Regions from separate parts of the Homo sapiens genome. Here region 2 is linked to region 1. Evidence: read pairs that join two places in POLR2A ChIA-PET (ENCODE). Cell type or tissue: A673. All regions are shown on one strand.

The links. ChIA-PET counts read pairs that join two places held together with the same protein. Peaks named below come from ENCODE experiments on the same cell type or tissue, not always from the same donor. Only the 100,000 strongest peaks of a DNase experiment are listed, where the experiment ranks them.
Region 2: POLR2A ChIA-PET joins it to region 1 with 18 read pairs; 3 of 35 experiments call an interaction of 5 or more read pairs at or near these places.

What each region holds. Positions count from the first base shown.
Region 1 is chr15:70,144,005-70,152,004 of GRCh38, reverse strand. No RefSeq gene overlaps it. Among named protein-coding and RNA genes, the nearest start is that of TLE3, 50 kb to the right of the region's middle. In A673, no CTCF peak of the experiment used is centred here; a DNase peak (open chromatin) is centred at 3,314.
Region 2 is chr15:69,554,029-69,562,028 of GRCh38, reverse strand. DRAIC (downregulated RNA in cancer, inhibitor of cell invasion and migration) reads right to left here and starts at 309. Exons shown (of 5, transcript NR_026979.1): 1 at 12-309. RefSeq lists enhancers at 2,964-3,465, 3,466-3,969. In A673, no CTCF peak of the experiment used is centred here; a DNase peak (open chromatin) is centred at 4,448.

The sequences.
Region 1 (8,000 bases):
AGTCTCTCTAGGCTCCGTCTCCTCATCTGTAAAATGGGGCCCTGAATGAATGACCTCACCAGGTTTTCCAGCACTGAAGGTCTACGAATCTTACAAGCTGATTTCAGAAGGCGACTATCTCAGTCCGTTCTGTGCTGCTACGACAGAGTACTCGGTAATTTACAATCAACAGAAATGTATTTGGCTCACAGTGCTGGAGGCTAGAAGTCCAAGATTAAGGGACTGCATCTGGTGAGGGTCTTCTTGCTGCATCATAACATGATGGAGGGCATCACATGGTGACAGCATGCACTAGAGAAGGCCAGACTTAATGTTATAACAAACTCCCACGATAATGACACTTTATACTCCCACAATAATGACACTATCTATTCATGAGGGCATAGTCCTTATGACCTAATCACCTCTTAAAGGTCTTAGCTCTCAGTACTGTTGCACTGGGGATGAAGTTTTCAACACACAAACTTTGGGGAACACATTCAAATCATAACAGTGACGTTACTGGTATATTCAGACACCTTTGTTCCTGAAGTGAGGAGGCGAAGTAGTAAAATTATCCTGTTTACAGTTACTGACCTTCCAGACTGGTTTCACCTCATGCTTTTTCAAATAACTTTTAAAAAATTATTTCTCTTTTCCCTGCACTTCCCCTACCACCCACAGAAGTAAGACTAAGAAAGAGAAAAAAGGAATTCACATTTCTTTCTTCCCTCATCCACATTGTTTTTTTTAAGCTGGTCAAGATAAGAATGTGGGCATTTCTCAGCAGGAATGGATGCCATTATCAACTTACACAGATTCACCAGAACTTGGTGCTGGGGCAAACTGCAGGAGACCTGAAGCTAAACAAGATATATACAGCCACAGAAGACCAGGCCAGGCAGTTACAACAGTCTACTCCTTTCTCTTGCCTACGGGTAAAATGGGTACACACATTCTAGAAAGCAGTTTGGCAACATTTATCAAAATATGTTTAAAAGGTTCACAACCTTTGGATACGGGAATATATCCCAAGAAAACAATACCAAATACAGAAAGAGCCATATGCATAAAGGTGTTCATTATGTGAAAAATTAAAGCAAATTAAATGTCTATCAATAAGGGATTGGGTAAGTAAACCATCCCACATCTTCTTAATGGATTGTAAAATACTATACAGCAATTTAAAAAGAAATCCGTAAAACTTCCATAATATGGATATGGACATATATATGAACTTTCAGCCTCCAGTACTGTGAGCCAAGTAAATTTCTGTTGATTACAAATTATCAAGTCTCAGGTATTCTGTTACAGCAGCACAAAACAGACTGAGAAATCACCCTCTGAAATCTGCTTGTAAGATTCATATATATGAATATATAAATATATGTAATTATATTATATTATTATATATTATAAATATGTAATTATATTATATATTATAAGTATATAATTATATATTACATATTTATAATATATTATAAATAATACATAAATATACAACATATATTAATATATAAATATTGTATATTATATATATGAGGGAAAAATAAGAATTTCAATCCAGTTAAATATGATGGATTAAATATACCTTGACCTTCTCTCACTGGCAACATTTTATTAAATTGACAGTAAATGGGGAGACATATATGAAATGCCAAGTCCAAAGTGGTTTGTGACATCAGGAGATAAGAGATTTCAACAAATACCTGGGCTCTGGGAAGCAGAGGGATGAGTGGTAATGACTCAGCACAGTGGAGAAAGTTACAAACTTCAGCACTTGCGGAAGGCAGACCAGTGAGAAGCACATTGATTTATCTTAAAGGATTCCTGAGAGATTCAGAGCTTGAATGCTCCAAGTCTGCAAAAATCCATGGCGATGTGCAGAGTGGAAGGCACTGCAGTTAATTTAAAGTCTACATTCAGAGGAGTTAGGGACCCAGGGTACCCTCCCCATGTCCACCACATCCACATGGTGTCAGACTTCAACTAGAACTTGAGAAATAGAAGACAATGGAAACATGAATGCAGAGAGGAACCCTATTTTGAACACAGAGCCTGATCATAAATCAAGTATGATGGTGGAATAAGTATATTTCAAACACGCAAAAAAATTGACCTCCCTTGCACCTTTCCTTAGGAAATTACCATAGGATGTGCTTCAGCCAAACAAGAAAAGAAACCAATAAATAGGAATACATGGGATACAGGAAAATGGGGATCTCACCCAAGAAACTGGCTGGATTTTAGAGATAACCAGAGAGCAGCCGGTCCAAATAAGGGGTGAAGTGGGAAGGCATGGAGGTGAAATTTGTATATTATCCAGCATGTTGTTTCAAACTTTTGGAAAACAATATTGATAGGCATTTGATACTTCTTTTGGAGGACAGAGAATTGAGCAAACAAAAAAGCAAAGTGATGTACAAATGGAGGAATGTACCTGACTTGGGTCATGGGGGAATAATATTTTCACAGCCATAATAATGTAAACACAGCCCCAAACTATGATATAACATAGTAAGATAATCAAAGGAGAAATGGAGGAGAGAGCTTATAAAGTAGCTAAATCCTCAATTACCAGAACATGAAGTCAATAGATAATGGGGGGAAAAGCAGCATAGCAAATTATTTAGAAGTATATGAAGATAAATAATAGAAGCAATGCCTAAGGGAGTTGAAATTGTTTCCTCTCAGGAGTGGTGAGAGAATGAGAAGCCCTGGGGTGGGAGACAGCCGCTTTGCACCGGAAGCCTCTTTTGTGTTTTTTGATTTCTTAGAACTATGTCCATGTATCACTTTGGAAAAAGTAAAAATTAATTTTTCAAAATTGTTTCCCCATTTTAATCACAACTGTCAGCTCCATGCCTGGGTCTTAAAGCCAAATTAACCCAGTCCCATATCATGTTCCAGTGCAGCTACTAAAAGCAAGCAGCAAGACTTGCTACCTCGGTAATTTCAAGCAGTTTCTGAAGCTATGGCTCCCTATTGCTCCCAACCTGATTCTCTCACTTTTCTATCCGTTGCCCTGACCCCTAACTCCATACAGGACGCTGAGTTTCTGCCTCTCACTTTCTGTGGTTCCAAAAATGCTCCTGGTTTGCTGGACTCTGCACTTGAATTAAAGTTTTCCCTCCATTTTCTCCCTTGGTTCCCATTGCCCTGGATGAGGCCTTCCTACCCCAACCCCAGGCTCCCGACAGCCATATTTCCACCAGGTGACCCCGCCCACTGGCCACAGCTGATTGGAGCAAGGATGAAAACCTGACCCAGGCAGAGCCAATCCAGTTGTCCCTTTGGGAGATTCCTAATTGAGGCCGAGAGACAGCCAGACAGCTGGACTGCTTTTTTAGCTAGGGAAAAATGTAAATGCAGGAGCTGTGGGCTGGAAGATTTCCAACTTTCTGGGCATGAAGGGCAGACAGTCAGTCTGGAGAGAGAGAAGGGCTCAGACAAGTGCAGGGGGAGGGGGAAGGAGCAGATTTAGAGACCATGTATTTTTAAATAGAGAAGCCAGAGAGAAGCTTGGTCCTCAAATGGCCCTTCCTAAGGCCTGAGTTCTTTTTTTTTTTTTTTGAGATGGAGTCTGGCTGCGTCGCCCAGGCTGGAGTGCAGTGGCATGATCTCCGCTCAATGCAACCTCCTCCTACTGGGTTCAGGCGATTCTCCTGCCTCAGCCTCCTGAGTAGCTGGGATCACAGGCAACAGCCACCACACCCGGCTAATTTTTGTATTTTAGTAGAGACGGGTTTCACAGTGTTGGCCAGGCTGGTCTCGAACTCCTGACCTCAGGTGATCTGCCCCCCTTGGCCTCCCAAAGTGCTGGGATTACAGGCGAGAGCCACTGCGCCTGGCCGAGGCTTGAGTTCTTCAAGCTCCTCTGATTCCTTAAGAGAAAGCCCCCTTTTCTGATTATGCTTGCTTGAGTTGGTTTCTGTCACTTGCAACCAGAAGAATCTCAAGTAAAAACCAACCCTGCCCATCTCCTTAGACTCTGAATGGGGAGGGTGTGAGAAGTAGAGATTTGACTTTTTTGAGACCGCAGAGACTTTTCCCCTCCCCCGGCAGCCCCCAGTTTCCTTTGTGTAGAGTGCTCCCCTCACAGCATGCAGTCTCAATTTATAGAAAGCAAACGTCTGTGTTTCACTGGGAAGGATGGAGGGGGGCCCAAAGGCTCCTTTTGCTGGAACCTTCCACCCACTGCCCTTCTTCAGCCAGGGGGTACACACATAACCAATGACACATTCTCTTGGGACCCTGAATCTTGAGCAGAAGCAAGGGAGAAGGTAGGGCTGGCGTTCGTTCGGTTCCCCAGGAATGACCAGCTAGGGAGATGGACAGAGTTTCTGCTCCTGAGAGACTCTTGAGCCACCGCTTCCTGTCAGTTTACAGCTCGGTTTTTATCCTTCTCTCCATCTTGTGACCTCCCCCAAATTCTCCCACCAAGTTCCCTTTTATGTTGGTTGCGCTTGCCCATTTTGCTTTCTGTTGCTCACAGCCCCCAAACCCTAACCAGCCCGGGGAGGAGGGACCAAGAAGAGATCAGGCAGCTATGTGTGGAGCTCCTACAGCTCCAGCAGTTTCCAAGATCTCAGAGGCCACGCCTCATGTTTGGGAACAACTGGAGATGGTGCTCTCATGTTCAGCAGCAGGGTGCAAGGGAGACTTGTTTGGGTTGGCAGGCAATGGAGGCTTTGGAAGTAGAGGAACAAAATGACTAGCAGTGCCTGATCACTGGATGAGCAGACTCCCAGAGTGGTGGACTGAATTTTTAAAACAGGGCTGGAGACAGGCACAGTGGCTCACTCCTGTAATCCCAGCACTTTGGGAGGCCAAGGTGAGCAGATTGCTTGAGCCCAGGAGTTCAAGACAAGCCCGGGCAACATGGCAAAACTTCATCTCTACAAAACATACGAAAGAATTAGCCAGGTGTGGCGGTGTGCACCTGTAGTCCTAGCTACTTGGGAGGCTGAGGTAGGAGAATTACTTGATCCCTGGTGGTTGAGGTTGCAGTGAACCGATATCACACCACTGCACTCTAGCCTGGGCAATAGAGTGAGACCCCATCTCAAAAAAAGGGCAGGGCTGGAGATCTGGTAGGGCCTGGAGTTAGATGTAGATGTTTACTGTACTGTGTGGTTGTGACCCTGTTTTTACCACCAAACTGCTCTGCATGGGAAGCACCGATTATATAGCTAGGGAGTTGGCTGGAGGAAGATTATATAGTGAAAAAAGACTGGTGGGAAATAAGTAGTCTTTGTTTTCCTCCTTTTTGTTCTGAGAATTCCCTCTCCTCTTTTCCTGTCCCATGTTATTAAGTGACACCCCACCCCATACCCTCTATACCTGCTCAGGTAACACATGTTAACAGCTTATTATGTGTCTTTCCATGTTTATATGCAGATTTGTATAATCCTGTACAGACCTGTGTCAACATACATGTATATGCATACAAACGCAAAGGCAGGTCATTTCTGTTATTGTTTTATAAAAAGTGAATCATGTTACACACCTTTTTCTGCATCTATCTTTTCCCTTTCAACATATCTCCTCATATGGTTTGTGTCCCCTCCAAATCTCATGTTGAAATGTGGCTCCCAGTGTTGTAAGGGGGCCTAGTGGGAGGTGTCTGGGTCATGGAGGCAGATTCCTCATGAATGGCTTGGTGCTGTCCTCATGGTGATGAGTGAGTTCTCACTCTATGAGTTCACATGAGATCTGGTTGCTTAAAGGAGCCTGGCACCTCCTCCTCTCTCTCTTGCTCCCTCTTTTACCATGTGATGTGCCTTTCACCTTCCACCATTAGTATAAGCTTCTTTGTGTGAAGGTCCTTGCATGAAGCAGATGCCAGCTCTATGCTTCCTGAACAGTCTGCAGAACTGTGAGCCAAGGTAAACCTCTTTTCTTTGTAAATTAACCAGTCTCAGGTACTCCTTTATAGCAACACAAAATAGACTAATGTACCTCCCTACCCCCAGTCAAATAGTATAGTGCTAATTCATTCTTTTTAATGGCTATATAATAGTCCATGTTTTATGTACCCTCATTTATTCAGCCTTTCTCTGGGATGGGCATTCACTGTGTTCCCTGTGTGTGTGCACATGCATGAACGCCACTCAAATAACGCTGCAATAAACATCTTTGTACTTACATTTTTACCTAACGGAGCTTTTATTTCTGTGGGCTAGATTCCCAGGAGTTAGACTGCTGAGTTGAAGAGTATATACTTTTTTTATTTTAATAGATGTTGCCAGATTGCTTCCAGTAAAAGTTATACCACTTTGCATTTCCCCCAAAATATAAGAAGGCACACTTTCCCCACATCCCTCAAGACTGGCAGGGAATATTTCAACATATTAACAGCGGTAGTATTTGGATACTGGGACAATGGATGTTTTTCTCCCCTTCGTTTTATTCTAATTTCATTTCCCAATGTTTTCCCCTTTAAAAGGAGGAAAGGTGCAATCGTTTGTTTTAACCAGTCCCACCCCTACACATGCTGATCCTCAGACAAAGGATTCTCTAAGCTGCAGGCCCTGGGGCTCACTGTGCAGCCCCTCCCTGGGCACCAGCTGCCCCTGGCCCCCTTGTGGACCTGTCATCTCATCCCAGCAAGGAGGGGACCCCAGAGGCCTTCACACAATGTCTGCGTATCATATGTTTTCTAAAGCTGATTCACCGAGGTTACTTGCATGGAAGTGCTGCTCTGGTAGAAAAACTTCTAGACCCAGAAACAGACTAATCTGAGGTTGAAGCTTCGACTTTGCCAAGTCACTTAATGTCTCTGAACCTCAGCTTCTTTTTCTGTAAAATGGGGATAACAAAGCAACTACATCAAAAGATTAAGAGCAAAGTGGTTAATAGTTACAAACGCTTGGGGAAGAGGGAAGTATCTGGTAGGTAGTATAGGATCTATGCTGTTTTCTTGTTACATAAATAATGTCTGCCTCATTATGTCACTGTGAGGTCACGTGCACCGAGGTGCTTTCCTCAGCACCCGCTGAGAAGCTGCAAATGTGTAGTATCGCCATCGAGTCAAGTGCTTGTTGGGCTTAGTGCTCTCCTCTGAGCTCCCTTAGCCCTGCGCCTACAGCTGTCCCCGTTCTCAGAGGACACTGCAGTTGTGTCTGGTTTTGTGCTCTTCTCTCTGCTCTTCTGATGACTGGACTGGCTTCGGGAGCTGCTCTCAGAAAGACCCTGCACTTGGTTTCATGCTCTGCTGTCACCATCTTGAAATTCTTGAACATACGCCCCAAATATGATATCATGTAGCTATTCCCACCTCGCGCAATGCCCGACATGAAGTGAGCCCCCAGTAAATGTGTTAAAATGAAGCCATGCAAATAGTAAAGAAAACTTTGCTTCTGCCTTCTACGTGCTCACAGGATAGTTGGGAAGATAGCTATAGAAACTCTGAAGTGCACTAAAACCTCCACACAGTACATGGTGCAGCATTGCAAGCCCTGGCTTGGAATCAGACAAAGCTGGACGTAGAGTCCAGCATGTAATGCTGAACAAATTACTTGACTTCTAGGTACCTCAGTTTCCTCAGGTGCAATCTAGAGCTAAGACTACCAACTTGGTCAATCTGGAAGGTCAGTTCTGAGGTTTCCACTGCAGGCTTTGGGGTGGAGTATGGGGAGGCCCCATCCTGCTGAGCTGGGTTTGGAGCTGGGTTTGGGCAATGGCAGTTCCTGCGTCTAAGGTTCATAAAAGGCCCCCTTTTCCAGATCTCTTGGATCTTCCAATCTATTCCTCATTTAGCCTTACTAGGGGTGCTTACCTGCGGACTCTGATGTGGGTTCCTGCCCACTGAAATGGGTTTTCCTTGGCTACAAAGGTATAGCCTTTTCTGCACACAAGAGTCTAATATAGGGAGGTCACTTGATGTCACAGACAGGGCCTTAGAGTGAAGAGAGGGCAGCATTAGCAAATCCACAGCTCCAGGAAGTCCCCTGATATGACACCTCTCCTAGTCTTCCCCCTCCTTATGTTCTGGGACCACACCCCTCCCCAGCTTCCCA
Region 2 (8,000 bases), 590 kb after region 1:
TTTGAAGATACCTTTTCTCTCGCTCTGCTGCGTCCTTCTCAGGAGTTGAGTTCACGGGCTTCATAATATCCTAATGTCCCTCTCATCGCCTATGACTCCAAGCCAATTCCCACATCCAACCTCAAGCTTCACAAGTCGAAACCCAGGTTTCTCTGCCAGAGCCGGGGGAAACAGAGCCCCTAGCCTGCCATTTTTAATTACATCAGGGCTGGGTGAGCAGGTAATCGCTGTGCATTTCAGTAAATTACCTCTCATAAAGGGGCCATCATGTTTGCTCATGTGCCCTTCTTTCCTGGAACCAGCTCCCTGTTTGCCAACATTGTATCTTCCCAGCAGCCCATGCGCCTGGTGATCGTCCTTTTAGTCAAGCTGGGGGACAGTCAGGTGCAGGGGGAGGAGGCAGTGTTTGGGCAAATATTGGACTTGGCCACACTTGCTGTTCGTATCAGGAACCCAATTGGTGTTATTGATTGACAGATTCGGGGACCAACTGTTTAGAAAGCTGAGCCCCCTCGGATTGGGCTAGGTGTTTCAACAAACAGCCCTAATGCTGGGCAAACAGGGCTGTTGGAAGAAGTGCCCAGCGTGTTAGCAGAGCAAACCAAGCACTGAGCAAACAGCTTAAAAGAATGTGGCCACCTCCACGTAACCTCAACCGAGGTATTGATCCCACCGGAGGAAAGAGAGGGGCCGAGTGGGGAACAGAGAGATACAAACCCCGGCAGAATGTAAATGTTATCTTTAAGCTGCGGCTGTCACGGCCCTAATGGGCATCTGTTTGGAATTTGTCTTCTTGCAAATCTTTAAATCCAGGTCAGGGCCAGGCACAGAATTTAATAACAACTTTTCAGAGAGATCGGGGCTTGGGACTGATTTCATTCCCCATAAGCCCAACTGGGACTCTTCTGTTCTTCTTAAAGGCAGCTGCCTTGCATGGAAACTTGCTGGGTGCAAGTCCCAAGCTAGAAAGAGATAAATCTTCTGAACACTGGTCATAAGGCTACAGGAGAGAAGAAGGAAATTCAGAAATAAAGGTGCTTTCTCTGACCCCTGAGCTGTCCATACAAGAGAGCTGGTGGAGTGGAAAGAATCCTGGACTCAGAATCAAGAAATCTGGGTCCTGCTGCAGCTGCTGGCTCTGACTGGCTGCCCCTTCTGTCTTCACCTCCCTGACCTTCAACCTCTGTATCTATGAACTGAGGGATGCAGTCCCTGCTGGGCATATTCAGGGTCAGGCCAGACAAGCCCATTCCAAGGTGGGAGCACACTCTGCAGACAGAAAACACTGTCCCAGTTTAAGGAATCGGGATATTTGCTGAGAGACCCTGGGAGATGCCCCTCCTGAGCCTGAGACCTTCTGACATCACCAAGTCGCAATGGAATGGACCATGGCTGTGGTTATCTATTTTTCTAGGTAGGTGACTGTTGGAATTTGGGTGTCCTTTCCCAAAAGCTAGATGGGCAAAGGGAATACATGTTGTTTGCAAATTCCTTGAAAAGTCAAAAAATCATGATTGCTTACTTGCTGTTATTTTTGAGACAGGGTCTCACTCTGTTACCCAGTCTAACAGAATCGTGCTCTGTCACACAGGCTGGAGTGCAGTGGGACGATCATAACTCACTGCAGCTTTAAGCTCCTGGATTCAAGCAATCCTCCTGCCTCAGTCTCTCAAGTAGCTGGGACTACAGGTGTGCACTACCACACTTGACTATATATATATTTTTTTTTTGTAGAGATGGGGTCTCACCATGTTGTCCAGGCTGATCTCGAATTCCTGGCCTCAAGTGGTCCTCCCACCTCAGCTTCCCATAAACAATGGGATTACAGCATGAGCCACCATGTCCAGTTGCTTGCCTTTTAATATTTTTGTAAAATAATAGGGTTAAAAAAATACTTGCCCTCTGTGTCTCAAATGAGGCCAGAGGACTGTGATTGGATATCACCCCTGGTCCACAATTTCTTGCCAAGAAAAAAACCACAGCACTCCTATCTTCAACTAGAGGCCATAGCAGTGTGAGTAACCCCAGGGTATTACTTGGCACTGCATTGTACAAGAGAATAGAGGGAACTTAAAACCTTTTGGCCATCTCTACCTCTTGGTATCTGCTCTCATGATGATAAGGAGAATCAGAGAAGGCTGCAACTCAGAGGAGGCATCTACTTTGATAGATCTTTAAACAGGGGCTTAACAGGGAACAGCCGCAGCTTAAAGATTACATTTATGAAAGGATACAGGCAAAGTGGTCAGGAGCTCGGGCTTCAGAGCTAAGTGCCTGGGGTAGAATCCCAGCTCTGCCACTCGTGGTGCTGTGAGGCCTTAGGCAGGTTACCTAACTTCTCTGAACTTCAACAACACTTCTCCCTGTGAAATGGAAACAATACCCCTGGAGGGACTGCCCCTCAGTGCGGCACCTCACCCACGATAAGCCCTCAGTAAATAATAGGGACTTTTATGGTTATTTTTGTGATGTGAGCAGGACAGACCCTAGTGAGAATGAGCTGTCATTGCCCATATGTGACTGCAGAGGATGCCTTGCTCCCAGTGAGGAAACCCACCAGCCTTCCCTAGAAAACCTACCATCAGAGCCTTGGGTCAGCACCGAGATTTTACCGTTCAAGTGGAGACGCGCACTTCGTTTCAAGTGTGTGGCCTATGAGAGCCGCTCGGATGGGCTTCCTCATCAGAGGGACCTCTCCAAGGCCTCCTCCTCCTGCATCGACCAGTAGCCCTGCCCTCAGCGCAAAGAGAAGGCTGTGGGGTTTGAAGACAAAGTTCTCCGGCATAGAGATGGGCCGGTCTATTACCTTCTGCTTATAGATGGGGCAGTGAATGCCCAGTGTAAGGAAAGGACTTGCCCGAGGTCACAGAGGAGGTCAGTGGCTGCACAGGTTTTTTTGTGGCAATAAGAAAATGGGCTGATGAGGCTGGGTCTTTAAAGGCAAAACCAGTGACAGGTTATCAGGGAGAAGTTTAAGCTTGCCTTAAAAGTGGAGCGGATGGGGGCCCAATTCACCTCCAGTAAATAGTTATGAATTAGGGTTTATCTACAGCAATTAAAAACAAATAAGTAAATCGTACCTGCATTGGCATGCTTCGTCTCAACCTACTGATATACCTACCCTCACTGGAAACGTCCATCTCAACTAAGGTTGTTTCAGAACCTTTGCTTTCGGAACAAGGGCACACAAACACGGGGGTAATTTATGATTGTAATTTATGACGTGTTAAGTAGAGATAACTATATTTCTCCAATCTGCATGGCCTAACATCTGGTTAAGTAAGGAAAATGGGCCCGGAAGATGTGGTATCGATGATCCCCCTATAAGGAGAAGTCTTAGCTAAGGTTGGGTGCATTTGGTGAGTGTTGAGCCACGGCCAACCTGCTTCCGGGCCTAGGGCACTCCCATCCCTGCCCCAACATGGTCCCACAGAGCTCAGGCACAGGCCACAAGGTTCCCAGCCTCCATCAGACCCCAGCTTTCCCCCTCTCCTGCTCTGCTCCTGGCTCCATGAGACAGTAGCATGCAGACTATGAACCAAGAAAAAGTTAAAAGCAAAAAGGAGAAAACTTGTTAAAACCACTGCTGTTTTTAAGGGTCAAGGAAGGATTCCTTGACCTGCCCTGGAGGCAAGAAAACAGGTCACATAAACACCACACCCCTTTCTCCAATCAGCCTAGGGTTACAGACTTACTTCTGTTAGGCAAAGACCTCCTTTCAAGAAGAGAATATGCTGGGCCACTCTGCAGATCTGGAGGAGTTTGGAGTAAGAGTGGGTGCCCCAGACATTGGACCAAGCATTCCACAGGTAGAAGGCTTGGAAGCTGGAAGCCCAGTGAACATGCACCTGGTTAGAGGGATCAGGAAGCCTCAGCTCTGGAGTGGATTAAGATGCAGGTAGAAACAGCTCAGAGTGGGTCTCTAATCCCATCTAATCCACTCTGGGCTCAAGGATCCCAGAAATCCCTTACCAAGCACTTTCTTTGTCTCACCCGCAGTGACCACCTCCCTCCCTTTCCCTTGGAAAGCCCAAGTTATCAGGCAGTGAAAGAACTGGCCCCTGACTCTGCTGCTATAACATCTCCCATGCCACACTGCTGCTTCTGAACATGCAGGCCCTTGAAACAGGAAAAGCAGTACCCACTTTCTCACTCCACAGCTCCACTCACAATTACCAACTGTTTACAGGAAAGACAATGAGAGTGCGTCCCCTGAGAGAAGGGGTTAATTATTACAAGTCAGGAAAACAGAGAGTTACAGTATGCTGACCCCCTCTACCTGAATACACAGTAACTAGTGCTGTTTTTGAAAACACCCAGGTTAGAGCCAGGTTTACATTTGACAAGCATCAGCTAATTACAACAATAATATGAACTACACAACAGCATCAGCATGGCTGATGAATCATTGAAAAGGCTGAGTGACTCTTAGAATGCCCAATTAATGATTCACCCTGTAAAAATGCATCTCCACGCTGGTGCCCAGATCTGGCTCATTATGTTAAAAGCTCTTACGCCACTGGGCCTTACATACAGACTCTAAATATCTTCAGAACTTTGAACTTTGAAATAAGTAAACACGAATATGCACTAACTAGGACTGGCTTCATGGGCACGCAACCTATGAGGCTAGTTATTCAGGGCCTGAGCTCCAAAGGGCACCACCCCCAACTTGGTTGAATGCTCTCTTGAAATTCTGAATAATTCTAGAACAGGGAGCCCCAGCATTTCCATTTTGCACAGGGACCTGAAAATGATGTTTCCAGGCTTGGGCTAAACTCTTAAAGAAGAAAGCAAGAGAAAGTGAGACACAGGAATCCACACATCAAGCCACTTTTGCCCCCATCTGAAGCAAAATGCCCCATTCTTTTAAAATTCTGAACAAGAGAAAGGTGTGGAATTTTTTTTTTTTTTTTTTTTCTGGAGGAAGTGTTTCGCTACATTAGAAATACCTTATGAGTAGGTCTGGCCCTGTCCTCTAAGCTAACCCCTCTCCTCCCTGACCACCCTCTGCAGAAAAACTCCTCTCTGACCTGCCGTGTCTGCAACCTGAGGTTGAGGTTGAGGGATAATTTCAGCTCTTTTCTGAGATAACAGAGAAGTCAGAGTCCTTGCTGTTTCCTTCTTCATAAAATGAAAGAGCATTGCGGGGGCAGCGGAAGGCAGAAGGGACTAAGTCAACCTTTCCCAGCCCTTTCTGAGATGTTCAAAAATGTTCACCCAGAGAGGGTCTCTATAGCAAAAAAAAAAAAAAAAAAAGAAAGAAAAAGAAAAAGAAAAAAAACCAAGTTTTGAAAACTCTGGGTCAAATAAAGTTAACTTTCTGAACTGGAGGACTTTCTCAGAACATTTAAAGAGTTAACAGGAATTGTGTGACTCTCCAAGCCTGGGGTGACAGCACTTTCCAAGCTCATTCTACTATAATTGATGTAACAACCCATCCACCCTGGGGAGTATTTACCATCAGGCTGAGGAATCTTGGACTTCAGAACCTCTCTGAATGCAGTGCAATGACCTGCACTGGTCATTGCAGAGCTCTGGAAGTACCCATACTGAGTGTTCACCTGGTCATATGCTTGGCTAAAATTTGCAGAAGTAAGATATTGCTGTATCCATTTTCTTTTCTTTCCTTTTCTTTTTTGAGAGGGAGTCTCACTCTGTCGCTCAGACTGGAGTGCAGTGGCACAATTTCAGCTCACTGCTACCTCCACCTCCCGGGTTCAAGTGCTGCATCCATTTTCTTAAAGAAAGGTCCTAAAATTGTGTGAGCTTTGGGACCCCCAAAACGCACATCCTCCTCTGCATCCATTTTCACATCTGGAGGCACCACCCTTACATCATAACTAACATCTTAACATGCACCCACATCTCGCATTTCATCTAATTTATAAATAACTGTAGGAGTTGAGTTGGAGCTGGTATAATGTCATTTGCTTAGTAGACTCATAATTAAACATTTTTTCATATTGGTTTTGCTCAGTTGCAAGGAATGTTAATTTTGGAGGCAACACTTTTTAAATTTCCATGTCACGATCATTTTCTTAGGTCCTGGGAAAGCATGTGGGCCCTGAGGACTAGGCCTACAGTGCAGGATGGATAAAATAGGGCTGCACTCAGCCAGCCTCTACAGTTCGAGAAATGCCATACTTATAGAGCAATACTGATTATTTTCATGGTCGTTTCCAATTCAGTGGAAATGTCGATTTAATATCTAATTCAGACTAAAGAGAGATTGGAGTGGTTGGGGGAGTCGAGTTTGGATTGCAGAAATTGAGCTTTTATTATTTTCGAGAAACAGCAGGTTTCCTTGAACTAGGTTAACAAGGTGTTATCTAACAAGACCTTAGGGGGCTGATTTAACGGTTAGGACAAGATTGTTGTGTAATTAGCTTATCAACTCTGTATATGTAAATGAAGGCTTTTAAAGTCTTAGGAAAACTGGCTCTTGCTCTTAAGTAATTTAACTGTTTCCCCTTGATGCTCTTCATTCTCTCCAGCTTGGACACTTCTTTCCTTAATTAAGCATTTATGGAAGTCCATCTTGTGCGCAGCACTGTGCCTAGGGATTGAAATATGAGTAAGACCCAGTCCCTGCTCTCCACCAGCCCATGGTCTAATCAGAGGTCCGCGAACCTTTTCTGTAAAGGACCAGATGGTAAATACTTCAGTTTTGCAGACCATCTCTGTTGCAATAATAACCCGACTCGGCCCTTCAAGTACAAACGCAGCCACGGACAACGTATCAACAAATGAGTGGCCATGTTCCAATAAAACTTTATTTACAAAAGCTACTTGGGCCATGGTTTGCAGACCCTCTGGTCTAAAGAGAGAGACAAAAATATAAATAATTTACTATGCAAAGATAGAAACTTAATTCTGTGCAATTATGGAAGCGCTAGCCAAGTGCTGTGGATTCACAGGGAAGAAAGAAGTAATTGATTTCCAGGAGAGGCCAGAAGCTTCCTGGAAGAGCCATTGCCTCTTGGTTCAGGCCTTTATGGTCCCCCAGTTGCTTTGTTCTTATCCATTTTTCCTCCCCATTGAGGCCAAGGGCTTCTGCGACCTGGCATCATTTTGTATCATTCCTGGGGCCTAGCTAAGATGTGAGCACAGGTCCTGCCTACAAAATCACAGCTTCTGAGTCAGCATCCAGTCAAATAAGGTTGATGTTGTTAGAGCAAAACTCCGATTGGGCTCTCACCCAGGCTTCAGATAAACACTTCTTGTTTGGAAAACCATGGTGCCTTTGAGGGGAATTAGACAATGTAATCTCCTCCTGCACGCAACCTCTGCTCTAACTCCTTTATTGTTCTTCCAGACACTTTCTCTTTGCATTTTCAATATCCAAATGCCATTTAGTTTATTGAGGCTTGTTTGCTCAGGGCTGGGCAAATAAAAGAACAAAGGAGGCTGTGAGCATCACCCCAGCCTTTGCTATCACGGGCTCTCAAGGTGAGCTTAGCAGCCTTCAGCACCAATCCCCTTAACAGGCTGCAGGCCAAGGTCGCTGGAGATGTGAGATGCAGGGCTATAAAGATGGGATAGGAGACAAGGCACTTTCTAAAAGGACTCCCGATAGCATATCTCCAATTCCACCAGGAACTAGGAAAAGGATGACACCCTGGCAATAACAGCAGGTAAATGAATTACTCACCCAGTAAAACTGATGGAGCTGATAACAGCAAGACCCAGAGATTGTTGGGTCAGAGGTTGCATCAGGAGACGGCTTCAGAGATTTAGGCTGTCGATCACCTTCATCAGCCTTTCTCCAAGACCTCTCCAAGTCAATATCCGATCTACCTAGGAGTACAGTGTGCTCACTGTGCCACCCAGGCAGGGGCCACCCCTAAGCCCTTTCTCTAGAAACACTCTGCAGCCCCCACTGCCCACTTGTTCCTGGTGTTCACCAGTGGGGGACAATGCTTGTGAATCCCCCAATATTTGTATGACTCTTGGGGAAGCTAGAGGAGGACAAATCAGAGAATGCTGGATCCAAAATA